Linked DNA regions of Homo sapiens: region 2 is linked to region 1. The links are chromatin loops, found by intact Hi-C in ENCODE. Cell type or tissue: OCI-LY7. All regions are shown on one strand. Links, peaks and the distances in the headings refer to the core of each region. The heading gives the core; the rest is flanking DNA. Region 1 has its middle 44 kb from the start of FAM124B. Region 2 has its middle 11 kb from the start of CUL3.

Region 1 (11,153 bases), core at 1,189-9,188:
ACTCTGTCTCAAATAAAAAAAAAAAAAAAAGGAACAGAGTGGATCTAGGGCATAATACCATTTCAGTACATTTTTTAAAGCAAAAGCAATACAGTATGTTTTTCATTGGACACACATCTAAAGAAACTTGCTGAAAGTCGCTTGGAAGGGCACATAGTAAATATACAAGATGTGAGGAGGGGAATGAAATTGGGAACCAGGAGTGAAAAGAGAAGAAAGTAAAATTAAAATAAAAGAGGGGCTGCAGCATAAAATGATGGTGATGAAGTGCCATGAAATTAGGAGCACAAATCAGCTCAGTTCAATGCCGCTAAACAATCTTCAGGATCATACTGTGGAACAGAAAGGAAAAAAAAAACAAGATAAATAACTTAAATTTCCCCCAAAGGAAATCTGGGCTTATAAGCTCAACAGTATCGCCTGCAGCTACTACAATTTACCATAGATGCTAACTGTGTAGTGAAATGGACATTTATGAAATAATAGTCTGTGGCCATAGCAGAGGGAAAGTAGAACACAGAATTACATGGAAACCATGGTTGCAACTACATCAAAAGGATAAAAACGCATAAGAACACAGGGAAACAGAAGCACGTGTAAGGAAGAGGAATCACAAATTTTCTTTAACAGAAAATCAAGTCGGGCACAGTGGCTTACACCTATTATCCCAGCACTCTGGGAGGCCAAGGTAGGAGGATTGCTTGAGCCAGGAGTTCCAGAAGAGCTTGGAAAGCATAATGAGAACCCATCTCTACAAAAAATAAATACACAAAAATAGCCTCAACCTCGAGGACTCAAGCGATCCTCTTGCCTCAGCATCCAAATTAGCTGGGATGCTGAGCTACTTGGGATGCTACTTGAGAGCTACTTGGAATGCTGTTGCAAGAGGCTCACTTGAGTCCTGGAGGTCGAGACTGCAGTGAGCCATAAACGCGCCACTGCATTCCAGCCTGGACGACAGAGCAGGACCCTGTCTCAAAAAAAAAAAAAAAAAAAAAAAAAAACCCGAAAATTATAAAGTACTTTTGAAAATAAGGAATAAACAGAATATATGAATTGACACAAGAATCGCATCACGATTGCCCTTCTTAGCAGCCAAATGTTGGCTATGGCTTCCTTGTTTATTTGTTTTTAAAATTATAGCAGCTGGGCTCTACCGCATGCCCCCAAAGCAACCCCTTCAAAACCCAGAAGCTGAAAAAGACCTCAGAAGAGATGTGAGGAAAATTGACAAAATGTTTACAGTTGTTCTGTTAGGTGTCATTACATGAGGCTGTGATATTATTTTCTGTACTCTTTTGCATATTTGAAAGATTTCATAATTAAAAGTAAATATAAATTAGTGTAATAAGATGCAAAATGGGGCCAGGAGCGGTGGCTCACTCCTGTAATCCCATCACTTCGAGAGGCTGAGGCGGGTGGATCACTTGAGGTCAGCAGGTGGATCACCTGAGGTCAGGAGTTCGAGACCAGCCCAGCCAACATGGTGAAACCCCATCTCTACCAAAAAAAAAAAGTACAAACATTAGCTGGGCGTGGTGGCACATGCCTGTAGTTCAGCTACTTGGGAGGCTGAGGCAGGAGGATCACTTGAGTCCAGGAGGTGGAGGTTGCAGTGAGCTGAGATCGTGCCACTGCCCTCCAGCCTGGGCGACAGAGTAAGACCCAATCTCAAAAAAAAAAAGAAAGATGCTAAATGGCCGTCTCAGAACCCGGCCCAGAGGAGGTCTGCAGAACACCCTGGTTCCTCTTCTCTCCCATCCCCTCCAGAGCTCCACCAACGAGACCTCAGAGCTGGCACCATCCCTTACCTGTTACCACCTACCGTGGTCATTGTTTTTTACCTGTTGCCAGACTTGCCCACTATCATTACTAAAACAGTCAAGCTTTTGTTGGAACCATTGGTCATTTTCATCCTTCTCTGTCGACGGTGGAGCAGATCGCCTCCATCTGGGGATGAAACTCTGAACGTAGGAACAGAGGAGCAGCAGCAGCAGCCTCCACCCAGGAGCTCAGGCCACGGCTGCCTTGGCTGGAATGGTGCTGTCTGGTGCTGCTGCTATTTCTACTGCAACCATCACCGCCCTGATGTAGGGCCTCCCAGGCATTCTTGGCCCCTGGGCTTCTTTATGTCAGAAATTTAAGATGTGCCTGATCACCATTCTGTGGGGATATTCTTGCAAAATAAAAATGCCTAAATCTGGAAAAGGCGGAAATCTGGAACTCTGCCATCAGCAATGCCTCTTAGTCTATTAGTGGCCTCTGACCCGGTTCTTCCATGTGGACGCCCTGGGCTGATGATTCCCCGGGGGCTGTGGGAGCCCGGGGTGGGGTGCGGGGAGAGCAGGAGGGATGTGCTGAGAAACTCCTCTATTACCAGCTTTGGAACAATTGGTTTGACTTTTTTCCTAGCCTACGAACAATGCTGCCTCACTTTTTGTTGTCTGCTGGTGGATAATCCAAGACCCCAAACCTAAGATGACAAGATCACAGTAGGTGCGATCGTTCTGCTCCAATTCAGGGCTTTTGAACATTGACTCCCTGTTTCACTCTTCTGATGCCCCGGGTTTTATTGAGAACTATCCCTCAAATCTCCTCATCCTCCTCCTTCTTCCCTCCTCCTCCTCCTCTTGTTCTCCTCTTCCTCTTGTTCTCCTCCTCCTCTTTTTCTTCCTCCTCCATCCTCCTCATTCTTCATTCTGTATCTGATTATCAGTCCCAACCATGTATTGAGTTCCCATAAATTTCTTGAGCTTCCCTGAGAGTTAAAGAGACTTGACAACTTCCCTGCCCATGAAAGAGCTTCTCATTTAGTTGGGACAATAAGAAACCACATGGGAAGTTGAAGAGCACCCGTTGAGCCTGTGGGTGTGCAGTGGGAGCTGTGTACTAACTCCCCAGGGCATTCAGAGCCTCCTCAAACAGCCTGGGAGAAATGTGTCCACTTAGCACCTCCTAACCAGCAAGAACTCAGCTGGGGCTGTACAAAGGTTAAATCTTCAAAGGTCAGGGTGGTATTGGGGGTTTTTAATGATGTGAGAATTCTGCCCTCATTGGCCTCTCAATTGCTCGTACTTTTTCAGAGCTAGAACCCAAAAGGGATGCTATCGTGTTAAGGCATAGGAGGACATGATTCTAAGGAGGGCCTAAGACATGCTGTCTTTGCACAGGTCCAGAAATCAATGATCATACTCAGGATATCCACCTCGCTCTGACAGAGGGATGTACAGGGTGAGCAGGGCCCTGAATTCATACCCTCAGGAAACCCAAAGGACTCCATCAGCCAAGTATTGTTCTGGAGTAGCGAAATGAGCCCTCTTTCCCAGTCCTGTTTCCACTCGGGTTCCAATGAGCCATATTAGAATAGGAGGGAGTGGTTTTAACACGACTCAGGATATAATTTCTTGATTGATTTCCTTCGTGTTTCTCCCCAGAAGATTAAGACTATAGAGCTGTTTAAGATATTGTCAGGCAACTCTTCCTTTTAAATACCAGGTACCTTCCATATTTTAGGATCCTGATTAATTTTTTTATTTATCTAAATTATTGCCGCAAACAAGACCTAGATTCTTATTTTTAAGCAAAAAGCAAAAAGGCCTGTTTTTGCCCCCTACAAATACACACTCTTTCCATGTTCAACAAAGCATATTTCCTGCTCAATATTAAATAACACTTAAAAGTTATGGGTGCTAGCAAGGACGGGGTGAGAGGGTGATGAGAAGAGTGAAATAGGAATAATAAAAGACCAGGAGGAAATATTATGAGAACAGCAACCTCTCTCCAAAATAGTGTCACAGCCACATGGAGCGCCTTCAAGAGGCAGACAAATTACAGAGCCCGTGCAGCAATTCATGAGAATAAAATGATTGAATATTGCATGGGAGATGGATCACCCTTAAAATCTATGAACGTCCTATTTTGGGGGGTAAAACAAGCTAGTTTCTGATACATTTTAAAAAGGTTTATGTTAGTTTAGAATCAATGTGAAGTTTTCCCTGTTAGTAATATTTTGCTTATTTTAATTTCCAGTGGTTGGAAATGTTCTCTGTAGATAAGGTTTACAAAATATGTAGCCCGATTTTATAACAGATAATCCTCTCATTCATTTAAAAAAAAAAAAAAAAGAAGAAGCCGGGTGCGGTGGCTCACGCCTGTGATCCCAGCACTTGGGGAGGCCGAGGTGGGCGATCAGGAGGTCTGGAGATCGAGACCATCCTGGCCAACATGGTGAAACCCCGTCTCTACTGAAAACACAAAAAATTAGATGGGCATGGTGGCACACGCCTGTAGTCCCTGCTACTCGGGAGGCTGAGGCAGGGGAATGGCGTGAGCCCGGGAGGTGGAGATTGCAGTGAACCAAGATCAGCCTGGCGACAGAGCAAGACTCCGTCAAAAAAAAAAAAAAAAAAAAAAAAAAGGAGTAAAATCAATATAGGAGGTAGCACCAATCATCTTTGACAAACACAGAGAAATTTGTAATAATTACCTATGAAGGAATGCTTAAAATGGTCAGAAGTTCCTAGGAATTACAACAGATGTCCTGGTATTTTGGGTATTTGGCCCCAAATCTGCTATGTTCAGCCCATCTGAGAATAAACATAGGCTAGGGACTTGTAGAGACAGCGACAGTGGCCCCTTCCTTGCTTCAAAAGGTTTGAGGGTGTTTTTCACCAACTTTAGGTTAGTGCAGATTTTTTTTAATTTAGTGCAAATTCTTGTAAATATATGTAAGGCAACAAAACATGAAAATGAAAGGACTGATCAAAAGCAAGTGACAGAAACTAATCCATATTTAAATGAAGCATTGCATAATCAACTCTCAGAATGAAAATACTTCCATTTCTCATCGCAAGGTGGCGATAGTACCCCGCTCATTTACTACAGATGCACCCAAGGCCCTGGGAACTTGCAAATACTCATTAAAACAGTGAGAGTGTACATTGTGGATGTGTGACACCTTTTCCCTGTGCAGGTCAAGATTTCTTCAATGAAACGGAATTAATTGGGTAAATATTTACTGAATGCTATGCTACAGGAAGCCCAAGGATTCTTGGTTTTGATATAGACCTTGCGGGGTTACTTCGACACGTGTTTTAGTCTTCTAGAACAAGATGGACTCTTGAGTGGGTTCCTGGCATGGTCTCAGACTACACTGGCTTGGATATAGCTCCAATAAGACATGGTCTTGAAATTTTCCAAGATGCAGATGGTCTAAAATTGGCTTCCTTGTGACAAATTACCACAAATGGTAGGGATTCTTTAAGGCCAGTTGCAGTGGCCTGGGTGCCAGCCTCATTTTCTCCATCTTTGTGCTCCCAATGACAGAATTGCAGGTGGCCTGGCTTAAAGTGGACCTCCCACCATCACATCACCTCCACGCATCCTGTCCCTACTCTGACCCCTCAGAAGGGATATCCTCTCTGACCTGCAAGTGGCCATAACACTTTGAGACTTTTGGCTGGGGAAACCGGCAAAACCCATCCACTGCTGAAGCCAACCCCCTTCCATTTTTCTTTAAGAAAAAGTACATTTTGGCCGGGCGCGGTGGCTCATGCCTGTAATCATAACACTTTGGGAGACCGAGGCAGGCGGATCACGAGGTCAAGTGTTTGAGATCAGCCTGGCCAATATGGCAAAACCCCGTCTCTACTAAAAACACAAAAAAATTAGTCAGGCGTGGTGGTGCGTGTCTGCAATCTCAGCTACTCAGGAGGCTGAGGCAGGAGAATCACTTGAATCTTGGAGGTGGAAGTTGCAGTGAGCCGAGACTGTGCCACTGTGCTCTAGCCTGAGTGACAGAGGAAGACTCTGTCTCAAAAAGTAAAATAAAAAAATTTTAAAAATTAAAAATAAATAAATGAAAAGTACATTTTAATGTAAGGCAATTAATTTGAGTTCATTTGGACAAATGGAGAACAAACATCAGAATGGAGTATCATTAAGAGTATACACTTCTTTTAGCTTAATGAAATTTTGTGTGTACATACATTTCATTCATTAGAAACATATTCTTTCATTCTTCTCTCCATTCGGATGAATGCATAGTCCACTCTGCACTCACCTTCTCGCTAAGCTCATCCTCTCTATGATGCTATGTTCTTTGAACCGCCCCATGCCACCTGCATTAAAAATGTTTCCTGGCCGGGCACAGTGGCTCACGCCTGTAATCCCAGCACTTTGGGAGGCCAAGGCGGGCAGATCACCTGAGGTCAGGAGTTCGAGACCAGCCTGGCCAACATGGTGAAACCACGTCTCTACTAAAAATACAAAAAATTAGCCAGACGTGGTGGCACACACCTGTAGTCCCAGCTACTTGGGAGGCTGAGGCAGGAGAATTGCTTGAACCCGGGAGGCAGAGGTTGCAGTGAGCCAAGATCACACCACTACACTCCAGCCTGGGTGACAGAACCAGACTTGGTCTCAAAAAAAAAAGATCTGTTTCCTTTTGGTTCTTGAGAGACAGACTGTCTAGAAATTTCTAAATTTCTAATTTAGAAACTTACCAGCAGAATACTGCTGGGCAAGTTAAAACAGCACAACTCCGAGGGTCGTGGGGAATGAACTGGGTTCACAGGTGCACAGCACATGGCACGAGGCCAGGCACAAATCACATGTTCTGGGCGTGTTAGCCGTTCCTATTCTGATTGTTCTATATGTTGGGCAGCAGTTTCCGCACTTGTATTAAGTGTGTCTTTTTATTCTGATGCTTTGACATCTAGGACCTTGCTGACTCTAGACAGACTGCCTGAATCAGGCCAGCCAATTTCTAGAGATAGTAAAGGACTCACCTGCAAGTGCACCTTTCAGATGCCAAGCAACGACCCCAGAGCCCACACCCAGCCACCTCCTTTAGCATCTGTCATAGGGCCCTCAGACTCAGGCCAATATTCCCCTGCCCTAATCACCCCAGGGCCAAATACTAGACAACCAGACGCAGTCCCTCCACCCCAGAGCTCACTGGAATTATTCAAACTAGCCAATCCTAAGCCTGCTTAGCCCACCCCACCAGGGAAACCAGGATAAAGGTCCTCGCCCACTATTCCCCTCACCAATTCTGCCTCCTGACTTGCCCTAGTGCTCTCCCATGTGGCCGTGAATGGTGTGGCATGCCCCCTCCACCAGGAGCTGTGAGCAATAGCTATCTTTACAATGGCAGTCTGGCAGTTGTCTCCTGATCTGTTGGCCTCACCATAATTAAATTATATACAATTGAATCATAATATAAGTATGAATAATATTCACAATTGAATAATAATGAAATCTACATTTTAAAACATTTTAATAAGGTTCAAGACAGTTTTGAAATATTGATATTTTCAACATGATTAGAATAAATTTATACCCATAGACATGATGGCCAACTATAATGCATAGAATTATTATGTAACATCTCTTATGAACTAAACATTCTACTGTGTAATTTAGAGAATATAATAATTTTTAAAATAATCTTTAGTCTTCATCACCCCTCATTACTCCTTAGAGGAATCAGGTACATGTGCAACATAGCATAGATTATAAGACAAACTGTGATCATTGCCATTACAGAGATACAAGGAAATATGGGAGGGTAGGAAAAGGAGAGATTAATTCTGGGAAGAGATTTCCATTGTGGATAGAATCCAACATTTTTAGGCTGGGCGCAGTAGCTCACACCTGTAATCCCAGCACTTTGGGAGGCCAAGGAGGGCAGATCACTTGAGGTCAGGAGTTTGAGACCAGCCTAGCCAACATGGTGAAACACTGTCTCTACTAAAAATACAAAAATTAGCCGGGCATGTTGGTGCATGCCTGTAATCCCAGCTACTTTGGGAGGCTGAAGTAAGAGAATCCCTTGAACCTGGGAGGAAGGGGATGAAGTGAGCCAAGATGGTGCCATTGCACTCCAGCCCGGGCAACAAGAGCAAAACTCTGTCTCAAAAAAAAAAGGAAAGAAAAAGAAAAGAATCCAACATTTTTATTTCCTTTTATATGTTCTACATTTCTTTATTCAGTGTTAATTTGGAGATTTATAAAGACTTAAAAATCACTTTTTTAAACTAGTACATTCTTGATTAATTCAAGTAAATCATTGCCACCTGACAAGCTTTTTAGCCTCCAGTAGAACAAATTATGAGTCAATACTGCACACAATTCCTTCTAAGAGTGAAATGAAACATGAGAACTTGTTATAGTTGGAGAGCTCAATTATATACGTGGGCAACTTACATTTTGTTGCCAACTAACTTGGCCTCGTGACAATCTAGTAGGTTGCAAGTTTGCTTGGCATAAAGTTTAACTAGGAATGAAAATTAGCAAAAGTATTTAGAAATTTTTTATCCTTCTATTATATAGTTTAACTGCTTCTGTGGATTATTGTTTTTCCACTTAAAGATAATTTTTATGATCAATAAAGTATTACGCAAACAAGAATCCACTTAACACTAATATCAGTTAGGCATCAGCATGTCCCTGTGATGTACATGAGTCATCTTACATAAAAATGACTGCAGTGATTTTTAACAAAGGAATTCTAGGTAGTCCCACTAAGACTGGGACCTGTGAGGCTCATATGCAATGACAGGTGTCTTTTTTGCCTTTTCTCAGTTGCTGTCTTTACCTCTTCTGGGTAAAAATGGCCTTGATAAGGCCATTGCTTTCTGCCACTGGCCCTTTCCCACCATGTCTGGGCAAATGCCCTCATGGCCTCTTGTTAGCCTATACGGCATCCTTGTGTAAATTGGAAAAAGGAAAACTTTCTTTGCAACCCTCAGCTGTCCCCTCTGAAAAGTTATCTTAACTAACATGAGTCCAAAAATGCAAAAATAATGAAGGTAGTTCCTCAAGTGTGCACACCCAACCTGTGCAGTATGATAGGACCCTGGTTGCTGTGCAAAAGGGAAATGTACCTTCCTGTCTATCCCAGTGAACACTGGATGTCTGTGTCCATGGCTGTTTGACAAAATGCTTGTGTTTTACAATTAATATAGAACCCAAGTTTACAGTTTTTATCAATTAATATTCCAGGTTATTCCAATCATAACCCCACTTCCCATCACTTGCATTCTGATCATCTTAGCTCTGAATTAGAGCTAAAGGATACAGTTTATGCCGGCAGAATGAAAACATCCCTGGACCCCAATCTCTAATGGTGACCTGGGATTGATGTACAGAATTGTGAATTTTGTTTTTCTGTCCCTTTTCCTTATCCTTCTAACTGTGGATACATCTTTATTAAGAAAAGGACAAGAGACCAGGTGCAGTGGCTCACACTTATAATCCCAGCACTTTGGGTGGCCAAGGTGGGTGGATTGCTTGAGTCCAGGAATTTGAGACCAGCCTGGCCAACATGGCAAAACCACATCTCTACTAATACAAAAATTAGCCAGGCATGGGGGTCCACACCTATAGTCCCAGCTACTCAGGGGACTGAGGTAGGAGGATCAATTGAGCCCAGAGGTTGCACCACTGCACTCCATCCTGGCTCATAAAGTGAGACCCTGCCTCAAAAATGAAAGGAAGGAAGGAAGGAGAGAAAGAAAGAAGAAAGAAAGAGAGAAAGAAAGAAAGAAAGAAAGAGGAGGAGAAGAAGGAGAAGAAGAAGAAGAAAAAGGAGGAGGAGGAGGAGGAAAGGAGGAAAGGTGGGAAGGAAGGGAAGGAGGGAAGAAAGAGAGAAAGAAAGAGAAAGAAAGAGGAAAGAAAGAAAGAAAGAAAGAAAGAAGAAAGAAAGACGTGGAAAGATAAAGTAGAGTAGACCATCTACATTTACATTTTTACATTTTTTGGAGTGAAAAATAATGCTGAGAACATTTCTGTGGGTTTCAGTGGAAGTTAATTATCACCACATCAAACTAATAAAGTAAATAATAATGTATATTACTACAAAAAATCAAGTAAGCTATACATGAGTTTATTCTTCAATGCTACCTTGTCTTAGTCCGTTTTGTGTTGCTATAACAGAATACCTGAGACTAGGTCACTTATAAAGAAAAGAGGTTTATTTAGCTCATGGTTCTACAGCCTGAGAAGTTCAATAATGGGAGACAGCATCTGATGGCTTCTGGTGAGGGCCTCATGCTATATCAAAAGATGGCGGAGAAATGAAAGGGGAACTGGGTATGTGAAAATAGGGAAAAACACAAGAAGCAAACTTATTTTATGACAACTCACTCTTGAAGGAACTAATGTATTCCCTTGAGAACTAACCCAGTCTCATGAGAAAGACATTAATCCATCTTAATGACCCAATTCCCACTTAAAGGCACCACCTACCAACACTGCCACATTGAGACCAGGCCTTAACATGAGTTTTGTTGGGAATAAACCATATTCAAACCATGGCATTAGGTATGGTAAGTACAAATAGGTATATTTTTTAATATTTTTTGTGGAGTCAAAATAATAAGGTTTAAAATGATGTATTAGATTAATATTCACATTCTCTTAAAAAATGAATTTTCAGATCTTTTATACTACTAAATCACATACTTACAACATGTGTTTATCATGCCTCGCCCTCATCAAATACACACACACACATGCTTATCCACAAACACTACACACTATTTAATTGGGTAGAAGTCAAGGGTGTCAACGTGTGGGTATGCCCATGAACATAAGTTCACCCTGGGAACATTGTCTCCATGTGTTTCTGTGAAAAGATTTGAGAATTACAGTGTATGAGTTTCCCATGGCTGCTATAAAAAATTACTACAAATCGAGTGACTTAAAACAACAACAATTTATTATCTTACAGTTCTGGAGGCCAGAGTCCAACATGGATCTGACAAGGCAAAAATCAGGATGTTGGCCAGCCTAGCTCTTCCTAGAGGCTCTAAGGAAGAATGTGCTTCCTTGGCTTTTCTGCCTTCTAGAAGCCACCTGCATTCCTTGGTTCATGATTCCATCCTCACATCCCACCACCCTCTTCCTCTTCGGTAGTCAAATCTCCCTCTGCCTCCCTCTATAAATTCATTTACGCTACAGGATAATCCAGAATGATCTCCCCATCTCAATACCTTTAACTGATCACATCTGCAAAATCCCTTCTGCCATGTAAAGTAACATTCACAGATCTGGGGATTAGGAACTAGGTATTCTTTGGTGCCGGTGCTCAGCTATCCACACGTGGCAACGTCATGAAGAGGCAGGAATCAGTGAGTCAGACAGCCAGG
Region 2 (11,153 bases), core at 1,304-9,303, 240 kb after region 1:
TATTTCCTATTAGTACCCTGGTCTCTTGTTTTAACAGAATCACCCACTGGGTGTGGTCTTGGTGGATAGTGGCTTCTACTTCCTACCATGGTAGTTGGAGGGGTCTGATCTTCCCTGTCCTCTGCCCAGTTCGGCCTGGGAGTGGAGGTACAGGGAGACACAGGCAATCAGACCCTCTCCTAGAAGCTCTGACTGTTGAGTAGGTGACTGAAGGACACAGGATGGTTGGTGGGTACTCAAGCAGTGGCAGTGGGTGGCCTGGGCTCTTCCCACAGAATGACTTTAGTTGCAATTCCTGCTCCTCGACTTTCCAGCTGTCCTCTGGTTCCTGCTTGTTGTCCAACCCTGGTCCTCCTACCTCCCCTAGTTTTCTGTGACTCCAAACATGCCTTCCCCAGATTCCATTTTTGCTTAAAATAGTCAAAGTTTGTTTCCCCCATGTGTCACTCAGCGTCCTGGCAGGAAACAGATGGCTCACTCCAACAGGGAAATTGAGAAGAGTTTAACTACAGGACTTTCACATGGTATGGGTAGAGATAGAAGGTGATCAAGGGGTGATGAAGCAGCTTAGGACTAGCAACAGCAGGGGGCCTTGCACTGCTTCCAGGCTTGAAGGACAAAAGGGAAGAAGTGGACACCAGAGATTCTTGCTATTACTGTGGGAGAGAGCTGCCTGACAAACTGAGGCATTAGGGGGAAACCAAAGCTACTGATGCTTTCTGGCACAGTGAGAAGGCTGCCAACAGACAAAATACCCGCCTCACTTTCCTCCTTCCGTGGGATTTCTGACTGGTGCCTCCCATTGTGTGAACCTAACTGAAAGCCAGAGCTCAAGGGAGCCATTGATGGGAGCCATTGATGGAGTCCATAAAAGTCACAAGGGTACAACTGTCCAGGGTGGAGGAAGGTGAACTTTAGATCTGGAGAGGCTAACAAGGGATGTTCGTGTAGAGAGCTTGTAAACAAGCCCTTAGAGTGGTAACGGTAAAAAACATATATTAATATAAATTATGGTAAAGCCCCTCATAGAGTTATAGAGTCTGTGCACTGTAGGGAGGTGTCTAGCTGAGGAGGCAAATGGAGACTAGTATCCAAGGCCTGTGCCCTGCAAGGGCCATTATCACCTGGAGGACGGAGCACCTGTTTGCTTGGTCAGAGATGCCACCTCCACTCTAAGCTTTGGAGCTGTGGAGCTGCATTTGTTCTGGAGGTGGGCAGGGCCTTTTGTTTTTTTCTGATTTGCACAAAGCCACCACATAGATTAGCAGTGGCTCTGTGCATTGCCATGTTAACTCATATATTAAAGTGTAAAACAATAGAGCATCATAGTTAAAAGTGCCAGTTCTGGAGTCAGACTATCTGTGTTCTAATCCGCATTCTGCGGTGTATTAAATGAGCCCCAATTATTCTCAATAGTAAAATTAGGCTAATAATAGTACCAACCTCTAAGACTAGTTTGAGAATTAAGTGAAATAATGTAGATAAAGTATTTAGCACAACACCCCGCACATACTTTGAACTCAATATTAGAAGTTGTTTTATGGTTAATTTCTAATCTCATCTTTGTTTTTTCAGTCTAGGTTTGGTAAATGACACAAGCGTCACAAGCGTGTTTACTAGTTTCTGCCTTTTTTTTTTTTTTTTTTTGGACACAGTCTTGCTCTGTCTCCCAGGCTGGAGTGCAGCGGTGCGATCTCAGCTCACTCTAACCTCCACCTTCTGGATCCAAGCAATTCTCATGCCTCAGCCTCCTGAATAGTTGGGACTGCAGGCGCGGGCCACCACGCACAGCAAATTTTTTGTATTTTTAGTAAAGATGGTTTTTTTGTTTGTTTTTTGTTTGTTTGTTTTTGAGATGGAGTCTCACTCTGTCGCCCAGGCTGGAGTGCAGTGGCGTGATCTCAGCTCACTGCAAGTTCCGCCTCCCGGGTTCATGCCATTCTCCTGCCTTGGCCTCCCAAGTAGCTGGGACTACAGGCGCCCGCCACCACGCCCAGCTAATTTTTTGTATTTTTAGTAGAGACGGGGTTTCACCGTGTTAGCCAGGATGGTCTAGCTCTCCTGACCTCGTGATCCGCCTGCCTCGGCCTCCCAAAGTGCTGGGATTACAGGCATGAGCCACCACCCCCGACCAAAGATGGGGTTTTGCCATGTTGCCTAGGCTGGTCTCATACTCCTGAGCTCAGGCAATTTACCCGCCTGCTTGGCCTCCCAAAGTGCTAGGATAACAGGCATGAGCCACTGTGCCTGGCCTGGTTTCTGCATTTATGCAACTACTACCACATCCTGTGTCTCTGTCTCTTCCCTGATGCCCACTTCCATTATTTCTTACACAGTGACCTCTCTTTCACGTATATCTTGTACCTATACTTTCATCCTGTCTCAAGCATATCACTTTCCAATCAGCATTCATCTTCCCTGCAATGTTCATTTCACTAGACCTTTCCACTAGCTGTCTCTTATCTATGAAGGAAATTCCCAGGTTATCTGTCCTTCCAGGGATAGTCAAGAGCAGCAAGGTTCCCAGAAACAATGGAAAAGAAGAAACAGCGATGGGAACTCAACTTTGAATTTTAAACCAGTTCAAAATCTTCAACAGGCTTTAAATTATTGACACCCTCTCAGTATTTAGATTAAGATTTGGTTCACTACACATCTAGGATGAAAACTTTAAATCTGTTATAATGACTTTAAGATGTAACAATGGGCTCAAAATAAACGCACAAAGTAATGTATACTATCACTTCTCATGAGCTTTCTTATACTATGTTCTTTCTAAAACATAAGCATCATAAACTTTGGATTTGTTAACTACATACATGTGGTCCAATTCATCATCATTTGTTCGCCTGCATTCCTTTCCCCACTGAGATGACACATTTATCATGTCCAAAAGGGCAACAATGCTGGACCTTACCTCACTCATTACAAAAACAGAAAAGTTAAGGGACTCATGTTAATCATAACTACATGGCAAATTAAATCACCCTTAATAATTTGATCAAAACTATGATACTATATTTTCCAAAGTCCTTTTTTTTTTTTTATTTGAAATGGAGTCTCACTCTGTCTCCCGATGCAGTGGTGCAATCACAGCTCACTGCAGCTTTGAACTCCTGGGCTCAAGCAATCCTTCCACCTCAGCCTCCAGAGTAGCTGGGACCACAGGTACATGCCACCACGCCTGGCTTTTTTTATTTTTTGTATAAATGAGGTCTTGCTTGTTGCCCAGGCTGGTCTCAAACTCCTAGGCTCAAACTACCCTCCCACCTAGGCCTCCCAAAGTGCTAGGATTACAGGCTGAAGTACTTTTTATGTCTATTGATAAGAAGGCAGTTCTTCCCATAATTATGTCCAGGCATCTAGAGGTAATTGGAATGGTCCATGTGGCTGTAGTTTGATCAACTCATTCATCATTGGTTTTTGATGAATTTTCATGGCTACTTCCAATGTTACGCTAACCAGTGCTACATGCTAATGAGTGACGGTGGGAGGGATAGGGAAGGATTACAAATTAGTTGAATACAAGCAATATTGCTTTTTTTTTTTTAATTTATTTTTATTTTTTGAGACAGTCTCACTCTATTGCCCAGGCTGGAGTGCAGTGGCGTGATCTCGGCTCACTGCAACCTCTGCCTCTGTGGTTCAAGTGATTCTCCTGCCTCAGCCTCCCAAGTAAACTGGGATTACAGGCGCCCGCCACCGTGCCTGGCTAATTTTTGTATTTTTAGTAGAGACAAGGTTTCACCAGGCTAGTCTCGAACTCCTGACCTCAGGTGATCTGCCCGCCTCGACCTCCCAAAGTGCTGGGATTACAGGCATGAAATATTGCTTTTTAAAACAAGTCAGCAGACTCTCCTCCATATCAACAACTAATACCTTTGAACCCACAGAATATTAGTAATTATAATTATTTACTCAAAGCAGTAGAGTAGATGAGTAATTGGAGAAATATATGACATTAGATGACTGCTAACAATTAAGTTTGCCCATGAAAATTATAGTGCATCTGCTATGGTTTGGATATGGTTTTTTCGTTTCCATCAAAACTCATGTTGAAATTTGATCCCCAATGTGGCAGTGTTGGAGGTGGAGCCTCGTAGGAGGTGTTTGAATCATGGGGGGCGGATCCCCATGAATGACTTGGTGCCATTCTTGCTGTAGTGAGTTCTCTCTCTCACAAGACTGGACTGCTCCAGGAATAGATTCCCTGGCTAAGTGCAGTGGCTCATGCCTGTAATCCCAGCAATTTGGGAGACCAAGGCAGGCGGATCTCTTGAGCTCAGGAGTTTGAGACCAGCCTGGGCAACATGGCGAATACCCGCCTTTGCTAAAAATACACGCACACACACAATTACCTGGGTATGGTGATATGTGCTTGTAGTCTGAGCTACTTGAGAGTCTGAGGTGGGAGAATCACCTGAGTCTGAGAAGTCAAGCTGCAGTGAGCCATGATCCTGCCACTGCACTCCGGCTTGGGTGACAGAGTGAGACGCTGTCTCAAAAAAAAAAAAAAATTCCTCTGAAAGGAGGTTTTATAAAGTGAGGTTCCTCCTCCTCTTTGATCTCTTTGCACACATGTTCACTTCCCCTTTGACCCTCATCATGTTTTGACCTAGCTCATGGCCAAGCAGATGCTAGCACCATGCTTCTTGTACTTTCCAGCCTGCAGAACTGTGAGCTAAATAAACCTTGTTTCTTTATAAATTGCCCACTCTCAGGTATTCTGTTATAGCAACAAAACAGACAGCATCTGAATCAGCTAAATTGCTTTCCACTGCAAGTAACAGAAAACCTAACTCCAATTGGCGTAATCAAATATATTATGTCATATAGCACGAAGTCCAGAGGCAGGATGGATTCCAGGCATGCTACATCGCAGGGCTCCAGCCCAACGTTGTGATAGTTTTCTTGGCCCTGGGCTCCTACTTGACTGGTGGCAAGGTGGCTACAGTCATTATAGGTATCACAGATACAACAAAGTCCAGACCAGAGGAAGAAGAGAGACTGTCTCCTTCTTATGGATCTGTACTATGGGTAGGAAACTGTTCCCAGAGGCAGGAGACTCTCTCTCATGGCTCATTAGCCAAGACTAGGTTACATTCCTGTTTTAATCCATTCAGTGCCAAGGGGGATGGGCATAGTTAATACTAGTCATAGAGGTGGAATAGATCTTGGGAGTCAACCACTACCACTTATTAGTACAGAGCCTGTTTGTTTATCTCTTTCTGAAGAGATTTACATGGAGATTAATGAGTTTGAAGGGAAATGTCCAGGAGGTGTGAGTGTGTGTGTGTGTATAATAGTGTATGGCTAATGAAGGTGCATGATCTCAGGCCTCAAACTGCACTGAAGAATAGTTCTCATCCACAACAGTTCTCAGATGATGAGAGCAAAGAAAAGTACATCATAGGCAGGGCCCTACGGAAAGGTGAGGCTTGTTCCAAAAGTTACCGTGGGTGTGCACATTTTCACAGACACCTGCACTCTCCTGTCAGGGGTTCTGGGCTGCTCTTTCAGAAGCTCTTAGAGAAGCCTTATTCACTGTTACCTGCTTTTATGTGATCTATAAACTAGCCACAGGCAAATGAGAACAAGGTGGTTGCCCACACAGTGCAACTTGGGGAGGAAGAGGCCCTTTACCCTCCAAAACTCTCTCCTCCAAAAATAAAGCAAACCAAATGCACAAAATCACAGAAACCAAATTAGCTTCATGCTCAGGTAGACTCAATAGATAACTATGGGACCAGCCTGGGCTACATGGTGAAGCCTCATCTCTACCAAAGAAAAAGAAATTGTTATTTTTTTTTTAGATGGTGTCTTGCTCTGTTGCCCAGGCTGTAGTGCAGTGGTGCCATCTTGGCTCACTACAACCTCCACCTCCCAGGTTCAAGCCATTCTCTCGCCTCAGCCTCCCAAGTAGAGTCAGGGTATTTTTAGTAGAGACGGGGTTTTACCATGTTGGCCAGGCTGGTCTCGAACTCCTGACCTCGGGTGATCCTCCGGCCTCGGCCTCCCAAAGTGCTTGGATTACAGGTGTGAGCCACTGCACCCAGCCTACAAAAAAAATTTTTTTTTCAAGTTAGCCAGATGTGGTGGTGTGTGCTTATAGTCCCAGCTACTCAGGAAGCTGAGGTGGGAGGATCACCTGAGCCCAGGAGGTCGAGGCTGCAGTGAGCTATGATAGCACCACTGCACATCAGCCTGGACGATAGAGTGAAACCCTATCTCAAGAAAAGAAAAAGAAACTGCTTTATCATTTTGCCAAAATTTCTAGTAAGGCAGACACATCTATATAAAACACATGAGAAAATAATGTGAGAGAGAGATTCAAGTATGTGTCCTACTTGAGCCAATATATGGGGAAGAAACCATAAATATAAGACTCTCAGGAGAGGGGCCCATTTGGCCCTCTGGGCGCTCCTCTTCTTGTAGTCTGGCTCCTGAGAAGGACGCTGGGATTTGGTTCTTCATTTCCTGCTTGTTGATAAGAAACTGGCACCTTACATTACAAATTAATCAAGACATTGCCAAAGAATAAAGTGTGATCTTGGGTTCATTTTGGACCCTCCTAAGAAGGGTGAGGGGGTATGTGAGAATTTGGTATTGGGATGTTTAGTGCAGAAATGTTTATACTTGACTGATGCAAAAATGTTTTATCAGTCATTGTGGAACCCCTCAAGCGCTTGACCCTGTCTTTACTATTTGGTAGCAAAAGTGCATGTGTCTCCCTAAGATGTGAACAGCTGGCATAACAAGGAAACTTCCCTTTGGGAATAGAAGTTAGTATTTTACGTCAGATCTATTCATAATTTATTGCTTCTTTTGGGGGGATCATTTACTAACCTCCTTTTTTTTTTTTTTTTTTTTGAGACGGAGTTGCGCTCTGTCACCCAGGCTGGAGTGCAGTGGTGCATTCTCGGCTCACTGCAACCTCTGCCTCCCGGGTTCAAGTGATTCTCCTGCCTCAGCCTCCCAAGTAGCTGGGATTACAGGTGTGTGCCACCACACCTGGCTAATTTTTTGTATTTTTTAGTAGAGACAGGGTTTCACTGTGTTAGCCAAGATGGTCTCGATCTCCTGACCTCATGATCTGCCTGCCTAGGCCTCCCAAAGTGCTGGGATTACAGGCATGAACCATCACGCTTGGCCTTTTTCTTTTTTTTTTTTCTTGAGATGGAGTCTCGCTGTGTCGCTCAGGATGCAGTGCAGTGGTACAATCTTGGCTCACTGCAACCTCTGCCTCCCACATTGAACCGATTCTCCTGCCTCAGCCTCCCGAGTAGCTGGGATCACAGGTATGCACCACCACACCCAGCTAATTTTTGTATTTTTAGTAGAGATGGGGTTTCACCATGTTGGCCAGGCTGGTCTTGAACTCCTGACCTCAAGTGGTCTGCCCACCTTGGCCTCCCAAAGTGCTGGGATTACAGGCATAAGCAACCGCGCCTGGCCTAACTTCCTAAAGTAAGGAAATATCTAAGGTACAATTTCTGGTATTTTCACGGGGGTATACTTTCCCAACGGAATGGAGGGCTACCACTGATAAAACACCACCTGTGTGCCTGTGTCATGACTGCATTGCTTGTTTCATGCTCACACAGTCCTGTGTGACTATTATTATAATAGTATTGTGACAAAGAGCACTGGGGTCAACTAACTAGCCAAATGCCCTTGGGTGCTCCTTTTTAAAAACATAAAGGAGGGGACAGTAAAAGTACCTACCTCACGAAATGGTCGTGAGAATTAAATGAGCTAGGGAATGTTGAGTGTGCTTCACTCAGCACCTTGCAAATAATAAGCACTTCGTAAATATCTGCTTGTGTTTTGTTGTTTTCCTCATTTTACAGGTAAGAAAGTCATATCTTCAAGAGATTAAGTAACTTGTCATATCAGAGACAGGTTAAGTCACTTGCTTAAGGTCACCACATAAGTTAGTCATGAGAGAGGAATTCAAACCCTTTTGTCTAATTTCAGGTTTGTCCAATTCTAGAGTCAGATGTTTCACAACTATGTCATCTTTCTGTTGAATAGTCTATTTCAAATACTTTATTCCAATTATGCAAGATAATGGGATGAAGCTCCTAAAAGTTGGAACGTTAAAATAAATATTTTTTTGTTGTCATCCTGAGTGTTCTGCACTTAGGAGGCATTAAGCGGATGTTGCTGCATGACTGAAAAATGGGGAATCTATGCTTAAGAACTTGATAAACTACCATGTTGCAGTTTTCAGTAATAGACTGAAAATGTAATAATAACTCATACTGGCCGGGCGCGGTGGCTTATGCCGGCAATCCCAGCACTTTGGGAGGCCGAGGTGGGTGGATCACGAGGTCAAGAGATCGAGACCATCCTAGCCAACATGGTGAAACCCCATCTCTACTAAAAATACAAAACTAAGCTGGGTGTGGTGGGACGTGCGTGTAATCCCAGCTACTCGGGAGGCTGAGGCGGGAGAATCAGTTGAACCCGGGAGGCGGAGGTTGCAGTGAGCCAAGATCAGGCCACTGTACTCCAGCCTGGCAACAGAGCGAGACTCCGTCTCAAAAAAAACAAACAAAAAAAAAACCCAAAAAACTCATACCTTAGCAAGGTGAAGAGGTTTGCCTGAGGTTGTAAAGCTAGCAGGTGGCAGAACTCCAGGGGGAAGTGTGCGTGGCTGCATTCCTGACCCATGTTCCTGACTGCCCTGCTGAATTGTCCCCTTGCTTTGAAAAAGCTCCCAGTGTGTTCAGAGTGAATTTTCTACAGTATATAGAAAAACCTTAAGTAACCAGGACCTAAGAATCAGGCTTTGTTGTCTCTGCTCTGGTGAAATAAATGCCATCAAAATAAACACATAAAACCAAAAAAACACAATATGCAAAACCAACAAATAAAGTAGCCAATAAAACAAACACCCTCGTGCTTGGTTTGCGGTGGGTATGGGGTCCCACAAAGTCAGTCAATTTCCATGCCATCTGCAACTTCTCTATTTCTGTCTGTTACTATGATCTTTACTCATGACCACCGTCTTCGAGAAAAGATTTCGTTTTGCTAAGTGTTCTCTCTATGTTAGAGAAAGGAGCTAAAGTTTCAACAAGTTTTGAAGCGAAAAAATTTTCTCAGTTCACCAGAAAATTTATATTTATCTAAATGTCCCAGCTATGGTTAAGAGAATTTTTTTTAAGTAACCGCAGTACAACTTCTTTTATTGCAGTTTATTGTTTTTTGGATATGGGTATACTGTGCGTCAAGTTGCATGTACCCAAATAAATCAACCAACTAAAGAGAAACTTGGTGTGTTTCAGCTGGCCTGTAAGGTGAGGTTTTCCTTTAACACCAAATTTTAAAGCCATTCTGATGCATTGTGTTACAGCAAACATAACTGGTGATTCAATTCTGAATATCTGAATCACCTTAAAATGTAAAAATAAATACATACTTTTATTATATGTGAAATTTTAGCTCAAAAGGAAGAAAAAGAACCATAGGCAACTCTTTATTCTAAACTCTGTTTAACAATATGCAGGCTGACATGTTTGGGAATGATGTATACTGATGTTTTCAACTTGATTTGAAGTGCATCAAAATAATAAGGATTTTGGATGGATATAGGGATGGGTAGAAAAATAGATGATAATACCACTGCACAGTTCCTTCAACCTTACAATATGTTTGGAAATTTTCAATAAAATGTTGAGAAAAACATGAATGCATGGATTAAATTACTAGTAGTCAGACATTATTTAAAAGAGTCCAGAAAATGCTTGTATGATAGAAAATCTCACATTAAGTGAACTTGATTATGAAAACATAGAATTAATAACGACTTTGGTTGCAATTTATCAGTGCCCAGTAAGTGCCAAGAACTGCACAAAGCGCTTAATAAATGTGATCTAATTTAGGCCAGGTGCCATGGCTCATGCCTGTAATCCCAGCACTTTAGGAGGCCAAGGTGGGCGGATCACGAGGTCAGGAGATGGAGACCATCCTGGCTAACACGGTGAAACCCCATCTCTACTAAAAATACAAAAAATTAGCCAGGCTTGGTGGCGGGTGCCTGTAGTCCCAGCTACTCGGGAGGCTGAGGCAGGAGAATGGCATGAACCTAGAAGGCGGAGGTTACAGTGAGCCAAGATCACGCCACTGCACTCCAGCCTGGGCGACACAGTGAGACTCCGTCTCAAAAAAATAAATAAAAATAAATAAATAAATAAATGTTATCTAATTTAATACAAATGTCTTTTGAAGTATGGGGAATTATCCTTATTTTACAAGTTAGGAAACAAGCATAAGAAGGTTATATAACATTCAGAGAGTACACATCCAATAAGCAGCAGATACAGAAACTGTATCTGTCTGGGTCTATAGCCAATGCTGTTAGCCACTGCACTCCAGGAAAGGGAAAACTGAACTGGAAACCTTTAGAGATTATCTAATTCAATGTCCCTACCTCTTGTCACAAATGACACAAATGTTCAGCAGCACTAGAATCTCAGAGTTTCGACTCTGGTTAAGGCTTTCCCACTAGTCACCGTGTGTCACACTAAGTACAGCTGTTTTTGACAAAATGGATTCACTATAGGATTCCTTTAAGTAAAAAATTTCCATAATGCACTTTAATTCTAATTTGATATAGTAGAATTTGATCTATATACTTTTCTTTCAGGCATCATATATGTCATAAACAGGGGCACCCTAATGCTACAAACAGTATGTCCAAAAGTGTAACATTTAGCTTGAGCTTTTGAATGAACTGAAATTGCGCAGATTTCCCTGATGGGAAAAAGGCATGAAATTCTGAAATATTTAATACATATATATTGCAGCCATTTGGGTGAAAATGCTGTAATTCTGATAATTCTGGAAATTGTTTCACAGCTCAATTCTAAACCCACAGCTTTTCTGGGCTTTTTTTTTTTTTTTTTTTTTCTGATTTCCATGGTGCAAACCACCTTAAAAAAACAGGAACAGAGGAAAGGAGAGTTGAACATTAAAAAATAAAAAAGACATTTATGTCCTTTCCTCCACTTACAACCTATCCCTTTTTCCCCCGATTTGCCTTCAGTATTATTTTTGAAATCCTGATGCGGATGTGTGGCAGCATTGAAGAAACTAAGAGAGCCACTCAATCTCATCTTAGGTTTTAAGTTCTAGGCAATTGTCCATTG

Evidence for each region. Hi-C counts contacts between places; a loop is a spot of excess contacts. Peaks named below come from ENCODE experiments on the same cell type or tissue, not always from the same donor. Only the 100,000 strongest peaks of a DNase experiment are listed, where the experiment ranks them.
Region 2: a loop joins it to region 1, with 3 times the contacts of the local background. A loop is called at or near these places in 5 of 110 quality-filtered maps.

Annotation. Positions count from the first base shown.
Region 1 is chr2:224,352,703-224,363,855 of GRCh38, forward strand. No RefSeq gene overlaps it. Among named protein-coding and RNA genes, the nearest start is that of FAM124B, 44 kb to the right of the region's middle. In OCI-LY7, for the core only: CTCF peaks have their summits at 4,854, 5,058, 7,078 and 7,280; DNase peaks (open chromatin) are centred at 4,879 and 7,089.
Region 2 is chr2:224,590,921-224,602,073 of GRCh38, forward strand. No RefSeq gene overlaps it. Among named protein-coding and RNA genes, the nearest start is that of CUL3, 11 kb to the left of the region's middle. In OCI-LY7, for the core only: no CTCF peak of the experiment used is centred there; a DNase peak (open chromatin) is centred at 4,571; H3K27ac peaks cover 735 bases.